Regions from separate parts of the Homo sapiens genome. Here region 1 is linked to region 2. The links are chromatin loops, found by intact Hi-C in ENCODE. Cell type or tissue: sigmoid colon. All regions are shown on one strand. Links, peaks and the distances in the headings refer to the core of each region. The heading gives the core; the rest is flanking DNA. Region 1 overlaps STARD13 (StAR related lipid transfer domain containing 13). Region 2 overlaps STARD13 (StAR related lipid transfer domain containing 13).

Region 1 (8,339 bases), core at 166-8,165, 93 kb after region 2:
ACCTGAGCAGAACATGTGTTTTCTTAATGAGGAAGAAGGGAAGAATGGGTATTGAGTTGAGCAGGTGGCCAGCCTTGTATCTGCTACAGGGAGAAAGTCCATCAGCACAGTGTCATTGACCCAGGAATCTGGAAGTGGTGCACAAGAGGCACCGAACTGGACGAGCATGGAGACTCAGGGAGTCAGCATACTAATCAAGGTTCCAAATTACCTGCAGGGACTTCCAGCAGTGAGACTGGAGAGAAGATATTCCATGCATAGACCCTAGAGTCAAAGTTTCCAAACTGCTACTGTGGCAGAGAGGAACGGTTCCTCCTCCATTTCTCCAGAGAAGTTCTGTTTTCAGCTATGCCACTTCTTGGATTTTTGTCAAATGATGAACTAAATTGGAGTGTTGGATGGGTAATGAAAATATTTGAGTCCTACCCATCTGGAGGAGGGAGAAGGATAGAAGAGTCAAAGACAACCATAAGGCTTTAAGGCCTGATGATTGAAAGAATGTGGAAATTGGAGGGGAGAAGGGTTCAGAATCCACAGGAATCTGAATTTGAGGTGCCAGGATCCCCCATATGATTGCAAATTATCCACACTTAGAAATTCAGACCTAGAATCATCCCCTTAGAGCCAGGAAAGGGGCAGGACCCGCAGCAGCATGGTATGTAACAGAAAGCTAAAAGAGCATAGGATCCAAAACAAATGCTGAATTTAGGTATTTGAAGCGTTTTTAGTAAATAATAATAATAATAATGGACAGGAAGTATTTTCTGATGGATAAAAGAACAAGCGGATAGAAAGGGAACTGAGACAACATATAGAGATGACAGGCGACTCTTCAAAAATGATGGCTGGGAAAAAATGTTGGCATGGAAAAGAAGCTTAGTAATCTAAAGTTAAACAATGTATACACACTGGACACCTTACCTAGAGCAGCATATTTAAAACAATTCTGCAGCTCAAGCAAAACTTGTTACACCTCTCACAAGCTTCAGATCATTAGTACCATCTGTTTCTCCTCCACCCTAAGCGAGAGTAAGAAAATGGGTTCACTCTAATTTTAACAAAACGGCTCTTCTCTGTAAACCCCAGGTATATCTTGTGCCAGTACACAATGGACATGGTGGGAGTGGAGACGGGTTTCAGACCACTGAAGGCATGCTCAGGCTTTTCTAGGAACTTGGATTTGCTAATCAGGGCCATAGTGTGGTCAGCCCTGGCATGTGACGTCATGCCTCCTGCATGAGACTGCAGGCGAATCCAGCATCGATAGCCCCCCAGGACCACAAAGCCTGGGGCCAGCCAGGACCCCCTCAGAAGGTCACACCTCAGCCCTTCTGGAACAGCCAGCTCTGAGTTTGTTTTTATCATGCACTCCTGCCAGTAGCAAATATCTGAATGTGTATTTATGTTTAGTAATATAAATATACTGGATGTACTCTAATGTACTATGCACATTATAAAGCACACCCAATCAGTATTTTTAATGGGTAAGAGAAAAGATAAACACACGTGGGAGTGCTAATGATTTCTTCTCACACCTCAAGAGACTGTCAGGAGCACACCTCCCCACCCCTTGAGAATTCAGACACCCTCGTGTGGAGGCCCCTGCTCCAGAACATGGCACTTTAAGAAAGACAACAGTGTTGACAGAAGCAAGCTCCTGACGGTGTCTTTCGCAGTGAGAGGACTAAAGTGATCATGAAATAAACACAGCCACAGGTGGGAGCAGCAAAAGGCAGCACCTATCACTCATTTGGTGTGATTTCCATTTAGTTCCCCTCATATTGTTGGAACCAATTCCCTGGTAAGCCTGCATAACCAGTACCCACTACCACAAGGACCACCCTCAAGGGTAATGGCACTGAGAAGGGCCAGACATCCCCCATAACCTTAGGCTGCCTGGTTCTTCTTCTCCAAGCACAGCCTCCATTTCCATAAACCCCAAGATTATGGAACAGGTGACGCTGGGTCTCCACATGAAGTCAATAGCAGGCATCCTGCAAAGCAAGTCCTGGGAGATTTGTAGGAAAAAGGAAGATGTACAGGCTTCCCCTCGAGAAGCTGGCCCTCTAGGAATGAGGTCAGAGGTCCCACCAGCTCAACACCACTCCCGGTGAATTGTGCAGCACTGGCATCATGGCCTGGCTGGCAGGGGTGGAGAAACGCAAGGCGAGGCTACTGTTCCCTAACCCAGTGGTTTTCAAACCATGTCCCACGGAGCCTTGGGCATCCTGAGAGTGGCTTCCCAAGCTGTCTGTCAGGGAGGATGGGCAAGAGGGATGCCAGGTTGACAGAGTCCTAATCACCAACTTCACCCAGAAGCCTTCTGAAAGCAGGTGAGTGGGTTGATTGCTCAGAATACAGAAAACCAGGATGGTGGTGCCCCTTTCTAAACCCTGCTTGGCCATCGAGAGCGTGGGATCCAAAGTTCAATTGCAAGGGTTGGGACTCAGCTCTGCCTCCCATGAGCTGCGAGGCCTCAGCAATTACTGACTTCTTTGTGCCTTTCCTGCTGTTCTGGTTGTTTTTGTTGATGATGACTCTGGGTGCGTGTTCACACGAGGAATGTGGAGCTTACACAGTGCTTCCCAGCTGGCTCTTTCTATGTCTGCTCCTCCAATGACCTGGCATCCACTTTTCCTCAGATGTCTCCAAAGAGCAGCGGCTGCAGGCCGTGCAGGCTGCCATCCTGCTACTGGCCGATGAGAACAGGGAGGTCCTGCAGACGCTCTTGTGTTTCCTGAACGACGTCGTCAACTTGGTGGAAGAGAATCAGATGACGCCCATGAACCTGGCAGTGTGTCTGGCCCCCTCCCTCTTTCATCTTAATTTATTGAAGAAAGAAAGCTCTCCACGGTGGGTTTTTTTTCTCAGTAACAACAGTAATCCCAAAGCAGGCATTCCCACAGTTCATAAGACTGGATGGATGGATGGATGGATAGATAGATACGAATGGATATATTGGTAGACAGATTATAGATAGATAGGTAGGTAGATAGATCAACGATAGGTAGATGATAGATTGATAGATAGTTGATACATAGATGATAGATGACAGCTAAATAGATAGATGATAAATAGATGGTAGATGATAAAGAGAGATAAATAGATGATTGATAGGTAGATAATAGAGATAGATAATAGATTATAGATAGATAAAATGTGTCTCATGCTACATTTCAACTTCAGGATTTGTCAACACTCTTTTCATAATCAGAAAATCTTGTGAGACACCCTAATTCACGGGGCTCAGATTCATAGAATTATTGAGCTAGCATTGAAGAATGCCAGCTGTGATCCAGAAAGCTTGAGTTTTATGTTGTCTGTGTGAGTGAGGAGGAAAACATACACAAAGTAGTATTTTACAATTTTTAAAAGGCTATATTTAAGACCAAAGCACAGGAGCTTGCAGTTAAGGGGTTTCAAACTTTGGAAAAACAGATTAATTTTGTCCCCTGCTGTTCTTCCTGCCCTTTAGTTTTCCAAGATTTTTCCTTGTGAACTGTCAGACTGTTAGCCTGATTCAGATATCTAAGATATGTGATCATTGTTTTTATTTGGAAACGCAAAAGCCTGGGATCTGGATAGCATCTGGGTATAAACAGAAAACAAAAGGGATGAGTTTGGTATTGTGACAAGCTCGTTGGTGTGGGATCTGCTTAGCACACTCACGTTCAATTACAGAGTCATACAGAAGAAATATGCCACTGGGAAGCCAGATCAAAAGGACCTCAACGAGAATCTGGCAGCAGCTCAGGGGCTAGCGCACATGATCATGGAATGCGACAGACTTTTTGAGGTGAGCAAAAGGCTCGAACCTCCGCCTCCCTAGTAGCTCTTGGAACTAGATAAGACGCTTGGGATTGTTGCTACATTTATGGTTTCTATCTGTTTGTTCCTGATTTTATGACAATAGTATATGTTATAGCTCTGGTGTTTGCTTCCAAGAAAGCTGAGGAGCTAGCTATACAATTGAGGCTTTGATAAAGACACTTGGGATTACCATACTGATGGTTTTTATGCAAACAGTGCATCACCTGCCATTATCAGGTTCAAGGCCAGTCAGCCAATTATGTTCTATTTGATTTTACCTTGGAGCTTGATTAGGTTAAACATCTGTGTGAGTGTGTGTATGATACTGAGGAATCTTTGTTGCTAAGAACCAATGACAGCTTATGAATACAGCCACAGATATGTAAAAGAAGTAAGTGAACCAGACTTGTGGCATACTTTTGTGATAGAATTGGCATTTGTCAATGGGAAAAGTGTGCTAAAAAAGTAAAGCTATTCCCAAGTCATGTTTGATGTTTCCCTTCACAAGTCTGTCTGTTTTAAGTCTTATTCATAGTGGGTAAAGTTGTCTGAGCCCATATTTTGCCAAACTGAATAAAAAGACAGTAAAGGTAAAATAAAAGGGAAGTGAAAATAATAAAGGGGAAGTCATTGCAATGTTTTGAATAATAAATACAGCCTCAGAAACATGTTTGTATTTCCTGACTTTAGGAAGGCCCCTCCCGGCCTTGGCAATGATCTTAGAAAAACATCTCTGGCCGTGTGGCCCTCGGCCCGTGGCTCAGAGCCGGGTTGTGGGTGAAATGGCTTTGCTTTCTTTGAGTCTCGGCGTTTCTTTGGCTCAGTGTGTTGCCCTTTCATGCATCCGTTGGTCTAGGTTCCACACGAGTTGGTGGCCCAGTCTCGTAACTCGTATGTGGAGGCTGAGATCCACGTGCCAACCCTGGAAGAATTGGGGACACAGCTGGAGGAGAGTGGGGCAACTTTCCACACTTACCTGAACCATCTCATCCAGGGCCTCCAGAAAGAAGCCAAGGAGAAGTTCAAAGGATGGGTCACGTGCTCCAGCACGGACAATACAGATCTTGCTTTCAAAAAGGTAATCTCAGAGGATGGAAAAAGATCACCCCCAGAAAGCCACAGCTAACAATCAGACATTTGTTTTTGCATTGAAAACAGCTGCTGTGTCCACAGGGCTTGGCACACACGCGGACAGTTAAGGCACATGAACCATTCAAAGAACTCAGTCCAGAGATCTGTTGCCTATAATCAGAGAGTAAACTATGGAGCCGGACAGCTGGATCCCGGTCCTGTCTCTCCCCCGTAGCTGTGTGATGTTGGGCAAGTCACACACCTCTCTGTGCCTCAGTTTTCCCATTTGCAAAATGGACATTGTAAGAGTACCACTGTCGGAGGAAGGCTAATTTACAAACCAAATGGCTTAGAATAGTTCCTGGCACACAGTAACCACTAGGTGTGTTGGTGATTATTATTTTTATCATCATTATTATTCTTTTAAGCTTAAGGACTAAAATGTTACAGCTGAGGTATGTAGTATCACTCTCAATTTACATAATCAGTGATGGTTTTTGAACACCCAGCAAGGTATGATAGCAAAACTAAAAGCCCAAACAAAAAATGTTGGACCCATATCCCAGACAACCTCTTCAGCTTCTGACGTTGTCTTTCCCAAGGTGGGCGACGGGAACCCGCTGAAGCTGTGGAAGGCTTCTGTGGAGGTGGAAGCACCCCCCTCAGTGGTCCTGAACCGCGTGCTGAGAGAGCGCCACCTGTGGGACGAGGACTTTGTGCAGTGGAAGGTTGTGGAAACTCTAGACAGGCAAACAGAGATCTACCAGTATGTGCTGAACAGCATGGCTCCCCATCCTTCCAGAGACTTTGTGGTTCTCAGGTGAGCCTGACTCTAGGGTTTATGATGTTCTGTTCCAAAGGCAGGACGCGAACTGTAGATGTGAGCACTTCTCCTGGTGTCTCCCACCAAAGTCCAGCCTCCACGGGGAACACTAAGCCGGCTCTTGTTTCCCTCAGTGACATCTGAGTTTTCTGTGTCGATGCCCGACTTCCTGTGTCTTTTCACCCAGCCTACAGCTCTGCCTGGGCTCTCTGATTGCCCCTCTCCTTGTGGAGCACACAGTTTATTAGGCCATAAATATTATTCATTTCCTCAGAGCAGACGGCCCAGAAAAGCTGCTGTTTGTCCGGTTGCACTTTCTGCCAAATTATGCAAATGGATCTGACTGGCTTTTCTTCTGATTTTGTTTTTCTCCCCTGGGAAAGTGTGTGTAACTCTCAAGACTGGAGTAGGTTTGACTTCAGAACTCATCTGTATAACTTCAGATGCTCATAGCTATTACTATGCTCAGAAACCTTGGCACTGCCCTGGAGGTCCAGAAAATCTTGTTGATTCTGTGTCTGCCAAGGAAATATTTCTTCTGATTGATGTAAGGGTTGAGTTCCAGACCCCTGTTCTTGGGGTTTGGAAGGGGATGCTCAACCAATGATAGAAAGTTTGCACAGTAGAGATGCAGTGTTGCATCAGCCAGAACAGAAATTGAGGGTGCTAAAGAACCTGAATAGAAGGTAATTAGATCAATATATCCTTTTTTATTGAAAATCTTGGCAAGCCTTGTCTCATGTCACAGATCAGCAGTGTAAAAGGAACCTATTGTGAAACTCCCAAATGTATATTTAAAACGCTTTCTTTATGAAACCAGTTTTGATGGCAAACTAAAGGTTACTTTTCACATGAGCTCTTTATGACTTGGGAATTGGCCCATGGAACCTTGACTTTTAAAGGTCAATTTTCCCTAAATATATGTATTTATCTCTGCTTCCTTGGGATCCTGCTGGAGAATGCAGGCAGTTTATAAGGGTGGCATATTACCAAAGTTATTAGGACATTAGTCATCTGGTGGAATTAAACTTCATGCTTTCACTCCACAAGTGGAAAGTTGAATAGCTGTTGCAGGATGGCTGCCATAGGAATGGGGCCATGCCATAGCGTGCCTCCTCCCTCCCTCCAGAGGAGGCTGAGGGCCTGAGTCTGTGTGTAGAACCTCCCTCCTTCCATCCATCCGGCAACCCCACCAGCCTGCTATTTATCAGTGCTTCGTTCCATCACGACCACGTGCCAGGCACTGCAATAGGCTCTGGGTATGCCAAGGGAATGCAGCAAACCCCTCTCCTGCTCTCTTGGGGTTTGTATTTCACTGGGGAAAGTCCATAAAAAATAAGAAAGGGAGATGGGCTTACTTATCCTGGGAGGAATAAGATAGGGAGATAGTAAGGGATGGAATTTTAAATAGAATGGTCAGGGCGGGGTCTTGCTGCACTGATTTTGATCCAAGACTTGAAGAAGTGGAGTGGACCATGTGGCCCTGAAGGAGAAGAGGTGCAGCCCTCCACGGGCTAACAATGAACCAGATCTGGTTCCCAACAACAGGAATTCCTTATGTGTAGGATACAAGGAGGTGGAAAGTGATGAGTGTGGTGAGGAGGCACGGGGCTGAGATGCCTCCTGTCTTCAGAGCATCTTACAGTCTAGGCTAGCATGTATGAGGCTGGTCACCTTTCAGGATTGCTGCATTTGTCTCTCATGTCACACCCATTGCTAGCTCCTCGGGAGCTTCCGCTGAGAGTTGCTGGAGATTCTCCCATTTATCCCAACAAATCTCTACAACTTTCAGTCGTCACGATTTATCACATCTTCGTTCATGAAAAGAGTAGTCACAGCATGGAAGTCGCTGAGCATTTGTGTGGGGCTTGGTTATTCCCAAGTTCTTGTCAAGCACATATCACCATTTCTCTTCCTGGTGTAGGAGGACAGGGTGAAATCATGGAGGACATGACTTAGTAAGGGAATAGAATTTGTGGAGTAAATCATGGGAATTCTAATAATGCAATCTATTATGATAGATCCCTGGGGTAGAAAGGGAAGTTAGAGGTTGTTACAGAGATGTTCTCATAGCTCCTGACTCCCATCCACAACCTTTTTTCAAGGGGTAGCCACCTCTGCTTGAATAGCTCTAGGAACAGGGAGCTCACTGCCTCCCAGGGCAGCACATTTCATTTCTGAACAGTGCACATTGTTAGACAGTGCTTCTCTCCTGCACAGAAATGTACTTTCCTATCTCTGCCTTCTGGAGTCAAATCAACCATATTCATTTCTTCTCCCACTCAAGAGCCACTCAAGTATGTGAAGACAATAAGCAGGCCCACATATGTTTCTTTTCCTTCAAGCTAAGCGTACCAGTTCACTTCTCTTTGAGCATGCCCTCCTCCAGGAAGCCTTCTCCATATTCCTCCCGCAGCCCCCTCTATGTGATCCCAGAGCCCTCTGTGCATAATCTTACCAGTGCATTTACCTCAGTGCTTTTAGAATTCTGTTTAGAGTGTCAGTATTTTTCCTCCTGGGCTGTGTATATCTTTATGTCCTTGGTGGCTTCTCAGAGACTGGCATGTCTATCTGCTTAATTGATGTCTGCTGAATGAATCGAATGAGTGAGTTCTAATAATAAACTGTAAAACCA
Region 2 (8,339 bases), core at 57-8,056:
TTTTTAAAAGGATTTATTAGATAAGATCTTCGCAGTTGACAAATTCTCTTACCCAAAATTGGCATAATCCTTTAGCTTGGGGAGAAGAGATCACACACATGAAACTATTATGGAAGTAGGGAATTTCCCAATATATTTAGTCAAGAGCACAGAAGCTCATTGGCAGTGAGGTGCCAGGCAGGGTAGGAGCAGGAGCAGCCCCTATAATCTGCCTTTTGTGGGCGGGGCAGGGTCACAGATGCCTGTCACACAGCCTGCATCGAGCAGGGCCTGCTGGATTAAAAAGCTGACTTCTGGCCAGCTACAGCAAGCAAAGACTTGCAACACCATATGGGAAGAATTGACCCAACAATCCATGTGCTTTCATTAAAGGGATGTTTACAGACATCCTGGTTCTTGACTCAAGTTCATTGTCACAGAATGACGTTCTCATGGAGGAAGTGGGAAAGGGGTGGAGTTGAGGGGTGAGTGTAGAAAGCTGGACGAAATCAGGGGACCCTGAACAAAATCTCTCGTGTTACTTTTCAGTTACTCAGAAAGCCTCTCTCTCTACAAATCCCTACAAGGTTGAGACACACAGGCACTCTCAACCTTGAAGTATCTGATTTTACAACTTCAAACTCAGGCTTCTCACAATACTCTATACTCCCTCTCTTAGAGTGAGTACCTCTTATCTAGTTCAAAGTCTCATTCATTCTCTTATTTGACAGACTCCAGTTGTGTTTTTCTTGCCTTTAAGGAGCTCACTGACTAATGGCAGATGCCAGTTCTAGGGTTCTATTGAGTGAGAGTGGAAGGAGAACTAAGGTATCAAACTTTTGCTATTCAGCCCCACTCTGCCCTATGCTTACTTCGTATTCTCCCTCACTGTGGAGTTCAAACATTTAAAATCTGAGTGGCTGTTATCCTCAGCATGCACTGTATACTCTGCACCTTACTCCCGGAATCCTTTCATCTTTAGCTCTCCTTATCACAGGCAGTGGTAGTTTGGTATCATCCTCTGCCAGATTAAACATGTATATTTATTTAATATTCTCTCTGTTGTTGAAAATAACAATACGAATGTTGCATAATAACAACAAAGTTCTTTATCATCTTCATTTGATCTGCTGTCATCTGTGAGGTCTCCAGAGCATACTCTGTGCCTTTCATGTTCGAGGACACTGCCGAGAAATAAAACTGAGACTCGAATCCAGATCCTGTGACTGTGAATCCTAGTACAGTATTCCAACATATAGCCTTAGTTTAGGAACACTCACTTTTTCTATTCATGGTAAACGTGTGGCCTCCACTCACTGATAAGGTGAGATTACCATCGAGCATGCAGTATACGAAAGTCTACAATGCATTGTTTGTCATGCTCACTTACAGAGCAGACTGATTGTTCCACAGTCACCTGTTCAACCCCACTTGGTAGTGGTTAACCCAGAGAAGCAACTGCCTCTCATCTGGAACCTGAAATGCATCCCATGCATTCTCCTGATTCACCAAGTTCATTGGCAGTGTAAATACAAGCAAATCCTGTTGCCAACTGAGGGTGTAATGTCATCAGAATGTGAAGGATGACCTGAGTTTTTTAAGGATACACAATTAAATGTGCACTGATTTTGTTATATCCTATTTTGGCATTTTCTCCTTTTCTGTTTTCTCCTTGGAATTGGTTTGCACAGTATTAACAGATTAAAAATTATTTATGGGTGTGTGTGTGTGTGTGTGTGTGTGTGTGTTTCAGTCATGGGCATCTTCTTTCGAGTCTTATTAGGCATGGAAAAACCTAAGCTTGGTTTAAAACACTTCTTCCCTTCCTGTGAAGTTTTAGGCTAACTTAAAATGGGATGTGTTATATAAGGAAGGCACCTGACACTAGCGGTGGGGGTGCCTAGGAGAAGGAGCACCCCCCTTGGTTTGTGATAGACTGGCAGCGTTTCCTCTGGTATGTGCCAGAGCGGCAGAGCCAGTTTTAAAAAGAGGATTTATAGGAAATCCAGCTGTGAGTTTTCGTTTTTTTCTCTTAGAGCTGGAGGCGGGGCCAAAACCAACCTCAAACCAGGCACACCATTGATCAGGCTAGAATGATGTGGACCAGTCTCACAGACAACAGCCAAGCACAGAGGAAATATTAGCTGGCAGAGATAACGAAGAGAAAACACTCGGTGACAGATGCACCATCTGTCAGTTTCTGAGGAGCAGTTTTCAAGAAAGCTGAAAATGAATTGAAGAAGAGAGGGGTTTTGTTTGAAAGGTACAGCACAGCCTAAGGACAATTTTAAACAAAGTAAGTTTGTGTTCCATAGAAAAAGAGGTCGTGGTGGTGGGAAAGACAACAGTTACTTCCTATGTAGATTGTGAGTTTTGTCATTGATATAAAAAGTTTTCTTTGTAGTGGACTTGATATTTACAACATTCTCTTAACAAGAACTTGATTTAAAATTAAAAAGCAGTGACTGTCATTTTGGCTACTCACTCTAGAAACATTTGCAAGTTACAGTTAGATTTATTTTACTTTTATTTAATCTCAGAGAGAATTGTTTTATCTCAGACTACAGATATAGATAAGGCCTTCCTTCCTTCCTTCCTTCTCTCTCTATTTATAACAATGGGCAAAATTATTTGTATCTTTCCTCAAAGGCAGTTTATTAAGAAAGCGACCCACCTTTCAGATTGACGAGGTTGGCAGTAAATGCTTTGTATTAGCATGCTTAATTCCATGGGCTACGTTACTTAAATAGCTATGAATATGACCTGGACTTCCTACGAGCCTTCCAAATAATGTTATTGGTGTTGACATCATTTTTAAAGGAAGCTGCTTCTGGATCTTCTGTAGTTTATCTTTCTCAGAAAGTCTGTTACCCTCTTTCAGAACATAAGCTACCATATGAAACAATCCTGCTATTTATGTTTAATACATTTTTCAACGGCTTCGTTTTCAAAGTTGGACTTGGGCTGTTGGTAATTGTATGTTACATCTAAGTGGTTTGCGTTCGATGTCATATGTCGCATGTTTTATTAGGCCAGGATTCGTCTAATTCCAAGGGGATCTAAAGCAGTGATTGAGAATGATAAGATTCTATGAGCGATAGCAGAAAGTTTTCAGGGGGCTCACAGGAGGTCCTTTATTGGAAAAAGTCAATTCTTTTACAATTTACACAGGCGGAAAGGGACTTATTTTGCATCTGCATTAGCAGGCTGTCTAGTCCAAACCAGAAGTGGAAGCGCTGGCTGTAAACTCGCCAAAGTAGAAACCACTCAGTGTTATGGCCCAATATGGATGTCAGAGCTCTGGAGCATGTGTGGGAAAATGGCCACAGGCCAACGTCTGGAATCATTTATCTTCCGGTAGAGCTGAGAGGAGAACTGTTTTATGCGTTTTGCAGAAATCCTTGCTGATTGATTTCATTTACATAGAGCTGGTGCAGAGACTGATGGTGAGGACAACTATAAATGGGAGAGAAATATTGATCTATTTCTGCTTTTCCTGACATCCTGGTCTCATTAGTGTTCTTAGCACCTTTGAATGAGATTATGCCGTTACTGACAACCATATGGTTTCTACGGGGTTCTTTCCACGCGTCTCATAAGAAATGACACATTTATGTCTTTTCTTATTGGGGAAATCAGAAACTGAAAGTTGAAGATTTTGTCGTACTGTCTTTTCATTAGCTTAGCCTGTTTCCTACAGTCTAAATGTGAAAAATGAGAGGAAGGAAATATCAGTAGACAGAGTTCTTTGTACACTCTGTGCAACCTATGTAGTCATTGAGAGATGTGCGTCTGATACTCTTTGTGAAATACTGGAACATACTGTTGTTGTGTAGATTCATATCTGCATGTGAAGGAATCATCTATGCCAACCAGTATGTTCTGCATGAGCTAAACTCACATGTGCTGACACATGCTGACATGTGACAAGGTAGCATCCGCACCTGTTTTTCTAATGTGTAAAAGAATTTTGCCAGCTTCTGACAGTACCCACGTCAGACCTTATGGAGACGATTTTAATTGATTTCAAGGACCGAGGTAACAGTCAGAAGCCTTGGATTTCAGATACTACCTTTATGCTGCCTAATTTTGTGACCTTGAGGAAGATGATTAACCTTTTGATGAATCTAATTCACTGCTTACAAATATAATGAATAATTATAGCCATTTTTGTCTCCCAGAGATATTTCAAATGTCAGTAAGACATTTATAATGCATCTTGTGCTATTAGCTTTTGGTACGTATGCCATTAATGAAATTGCCTCCACTCTCTTAGACAGAACTTCTGCATTACACTGAAAAAGCTAAAAACTTTAGCCTTTAAAGTTAAAACAAAATTAAAAACAAAATTCTATAATCTTATGTAGTAATACTTTTGTTTATAGGAGGCTGCTCTTGAAGGTATTTGCATCTATTTTTTTTCTCTTTGTAGAATAACTATTTGATTTTCTCATCAAGATTCTCAGCATTGTGTAAGACTAGTCATTTCCTCAAACAGGTTGAACTTTAAAAAATAGGGCTAAAATTGGTGTGATGCTGCTTTGATTTAGTATGGTTGAATATATGTAATTTTTAAACTTCCTAATGTAAAAAAAAATGGATAATAGTGCAGATTAAGGTACCTAATATTTTCTCACATTTTATAGATACATAGATATACCATACAAATAAATATATGCTAATCTTCATATATGCATATACCCACACACATCCACTTCATCTTTCAAAATAATCCAGTAAAACTGATAGCATAGCAGCATATAAGATATGAAAAGATAGGAGTGATTACTGTGTTTTCATTTTAAATCCTTTTCATTTTACATGATGAACATGATCACAGCTTAGTGTACTGCAAAGGACATCAGAAGCCAGACCTGCCAGTACAGAGAATCACCACGCACCCTGTTCTGTGAACACAGGTGTGTGGTGGCCCCTAGAATCTCGAAATATGGCAGCCTTGGGAGCCACGCCATTCAACTGTGCTCTTCCGCTGCATTGTGGGAATCAGAATGTGTGCCTTACTGTAGCACGAGGTGGTTGGGAGGCCCATATGACATAATGTGCATGAAAATGCTTTGAAAACTTTCAGGCCATTTAAAGTCACTAATTGAACTTCGACAACTTCTTTGCTGCTGGAATATTCCTTTCTTCCCTTTCTTAATAAATTCTGCCCGTCATTCAAAGGCTTCTCTTAGCTCTTTTTTGATCTCAAAGGTTTCTTTGGAGCCCCCAGAGGTCCCTCTCAGAAAGAGGAAGTGAGCGAATTTTGCCACCCGTGTCCCTCCTGCCCCACCCACCAGATGACTTCACTATTACACTCCATGTTTTCACACCTCCACGCTCTGCCCAGTTCTGTCCCTGTGCTCTGCTAAATGTTTTCTCTACCACTTGCCAACATCCTCCTCCTCCTCCAAAGCTACCTTAAGCATCACTTGCCTTTGAAACCTTCTCCACCACCATTCTTTCACAGAGCTAGAGCCTTCTTCATTCATGGTTCCAAACTTCTAATCAAGGTTTTATCTTATTCTACTTCATTCTTTATTTACACATCTTCCTTCCTCCCTAGGCTCCGCAAAGACAGGCCAGGTACCATGCTGCTTTGACTCCCTGGTGCTCGCTGTAGTTTCTTATGTCTGGTTGGTGTTCAAGTAATGTTTGTCAAGTGAATGAGAAAGTCAGTCTTTCCATACCACTTCTTTGTGGGGTCCTGTCATTACACACCTTCTGGGACAGAACCCTGGTACCCATTTTTGTGTCTGGAATAAATTGTCCCTTATGGCATAACAGCATATAGACTGTTGTCAGCTGGGAACCTGAGATTGCAACAATGCAAAACCCTACATCTAATCACCAGCAGATTAACTATTAACCTACTAGTCCTATCTGAATCCTACTAATCATAGTTAGGTAACTAAACATTAAAACTATCATCCATCTGTCTCTATTCTGAGAGAGCCTTGGCATATCTGTGACTAGCTGTGTTTTAAAAAGAAAATCTGACCATCTTTTTGAAAGGCAGTTTGGCAGCATTTATCAAGATCCTCTGATCCAGTAATTCTCCTAGGAAACTATCCTAACGAAATGGTTTCATAAAAATGTAGACAAAGCTTTCTGAACAAAGATGTTCAGCATGATATTATTTATAAATAATATGAAAAATGGCAAATAAGTGACCAGTATTACTTTTATAATCAAATAAAAATTCTTAAGAATCCAAAGGTTGCCTGACAGATTATGTACTAATTATGTTGACCATAAGGCCTCCATTTTTAGGTTCTTTACACAGAATCAAGGATATACTTGGAACAATCAAGTTGAGCAACTTCTTACCATGCTTCCAATTTTACTACTCTCCCTTCTGTTTAAATTTAGAAAATGTTGAAAATAAGGTAACCTTTGAGGCCAGAATTTGAAAATTCTTTGACAGAACAATAATCTGAGTATCAGAAGGGGCCTAGAAGGCCTGCCTCAACCATTTTCATTTAAAAATTGACTGCATGGAGAGCTGGAGATTCAAACTGGTTTAACTTTGCTCTTGAGCTGAGGTTTAAAACAGGTAAAAAGAAAATTTGAGTCTACTTGTTCAAATACTATGAAGAAAACTATGTAAATTGTGGAAGTTTTTTGGCAATCTCTCATTTAATCTCTTTTTACATGGAATAACTGGCAGAGGTAAAGCCATGTTATCATAGTAGATTCTGCATGTTACATTGGGATAAACCACAGGAATACCGGAAATAATCACTGACAAAAATAGGTTCATGTAGTCAGTTGAACACGGGATTTGATGGGGCCATGCCACTGAGATACATCATCCATCACCACATCTGTGCTCAGTGTGGGAGGGTTTCTGTTTCCAATTCTTGGAATAATACTTAAAGTGCATCCCCACTAATAATGCCACCCGCTGAAGCTCTCGGTACAGGGGCCAGAGCTAAGGATTGCTAGTGGGCAGGAACATTTCCATCTCATCCCAAAAGTGCAGAGAAGCACATTGCTTCTTTAAGCATATTTCTATTTTTTATTTTTTATTTTTTTATTTTTATTTTTATTTGTTTATTTATTTGTTTATTTTTATTTTTTATTTTTGAGATAGAATCTCACTCTGTCACCCAGGCTGGAGTGCAGTGGCACAATCTCGGCTCACTGCAAGCTCCGCCTCCTGGGTTCACGCCATTCTCCCGCCTCAGCCTCCCGAGTAGCTGGGACCACAGGCGCCTGCCACCATGCCCGGCTAATTTTTTGTATTTTTTTTTTTAGTAGAGACGGGTTTCACCGTGTTAGCCAGGATGGTCTCAATCTCCTGACCTCGTGATCTGCCCACCTTGGCCTCCCAAAGTGCTGGGATTACAGGCGTGAGCCACCATGCCCGGCCCTTTAAGCATGTTTCTAAATGGTCCTGTTCAGTTGTGTTCCATGTGCAACAACAGAGTAAGTGGGTGCAAGTCCTCTGCTTCAGAGAGTTCACTGTTTAAAAGGTGAAGGAGTGCCAACTTCCAAAGTGAATAGAAACACAATAATACATATATGGGTAAGTCCCCCAGTAGGGCAACAGCCAAGCACACATGCAATGTCGGTGGCAGCAGGTTAGGTGTGGAAGGAGCAGGGGAAAGTGGAGTCCTGAGAAATTCACTACAGGGAACTTAAGTGTTAATGACCGGAGAGTACCTTGAAGTGGTCTCGTTGTTGGTGACGCTTTGGAAGACTGAAGCAGACTTCAAGGGGCTGGCACGGTAGCTCCTGCCTTGCCAAGGGCTTCCACATACAGATGGTGGGTGGCACAGGGACGAATAGGTCATTTACCTGAGCTTGAGCTGAGCCAGGCTGGTTAGGGGAGCTAGATGTGAATGACAGAGCAAGCGGCTAGCTGAAGAAAGCTTCACTATCTTCCAGCCCCAGGAACCCTTAGGGGATGGCAGGGAAGGGCATGAGCTGTGTCAGCAGACCACAGGGCTAGAAGGCAGCGTGTTTGGTTACCTTCAGCCTCTGTGGGGCCTCCCCAAAGACCTGTTTATTCTGCACTCAGCAAAGGGCAAGAGGATCCTATCTGAATTTGTTGCTCATGGGCCCAGATTTCAAACATGCTCTACTGCCTCAGCAAAGATTATGCCATAAAAGCTACTTGGAATTATTGGTTCTCTACTCCCCAAAGGAAAACAATGATTTAGAACAGTGTCCTGAGAACCGCTGTTCTTCCCACATGTGCTTATTATACTGCATCCTGGACCATTGGTACTGGGCCCGGCCAATGACTGGCCATATATATACATTACGAGACATGCCTAAGGAGGAGAAACCCAGCAAGCAGATGAGATACAATTTCTCAAACTAACCATAAATTACTCCATGAAAAGAACCCT

Evidence for each region. Peaks named below come from ENCODE experiments on the same cell type or tissue, not always from the same donor. Only the 100,000 strongest peaks of a DNase experiment are listed, where the experiment ranks them.
Region 1: a loop joins it to region 2, with 2.5 times the contacts of the local background. A loop is called at or near these places in 20 of 110 quality-filtered maps.

What each region holds. Positions count from the first base shown.
Region 1 is chr13:33,107,235-33,115,573 of GRCh38, reverse strand. STARD13 (StAR related lipid transfer domain containing 13) reads left to right here. Exons shown (of 14, transcript NM_178006.4): 9 at 2,643-2,853; 10 at 3,682-3,796; 11 at 4,667-4,888; 12 at 5,484-5,701. Among named protein-coding and RNA genes, the nearest start is that of KL, 95 kb to the right of the region's middle. RefSeq lists enhancers at 5,745-5,834, 5,935-5,994. In sigmoid colon, for the core only: no CTCF peak of the experiment used is centred there; DNase peaks (open chromatin) are centred at 2,690, 3,746, 4,563, 5,854 and 1 weaker place; H3K27ac peaks cover 843 bases.
Region 2 is chr13:33,199,755-33,208,093 of GRCh38, reverse strand. The region is part of intron 1 of STARD13 (StAR related lipid transfer domain containing 13); the gene reads left to right. Among named protein-coding and RNA genes, the nearest start is that of STARD13-AS, 74 kb to the left of the region's middle. RefSeq lists a silencer at 5,340-5,429 and enhancers at 7,781-7,830, 8,181-8,250. In sigmoid colon, for the core only: no CTCF peak of the experiment used is centred there; DNase peaks (open chromatin) are centred at 246, 1,925 and 3,273; H3K4me3 peaks cover 4,504 bases; H3K27ac peaks cover 3,139 bases.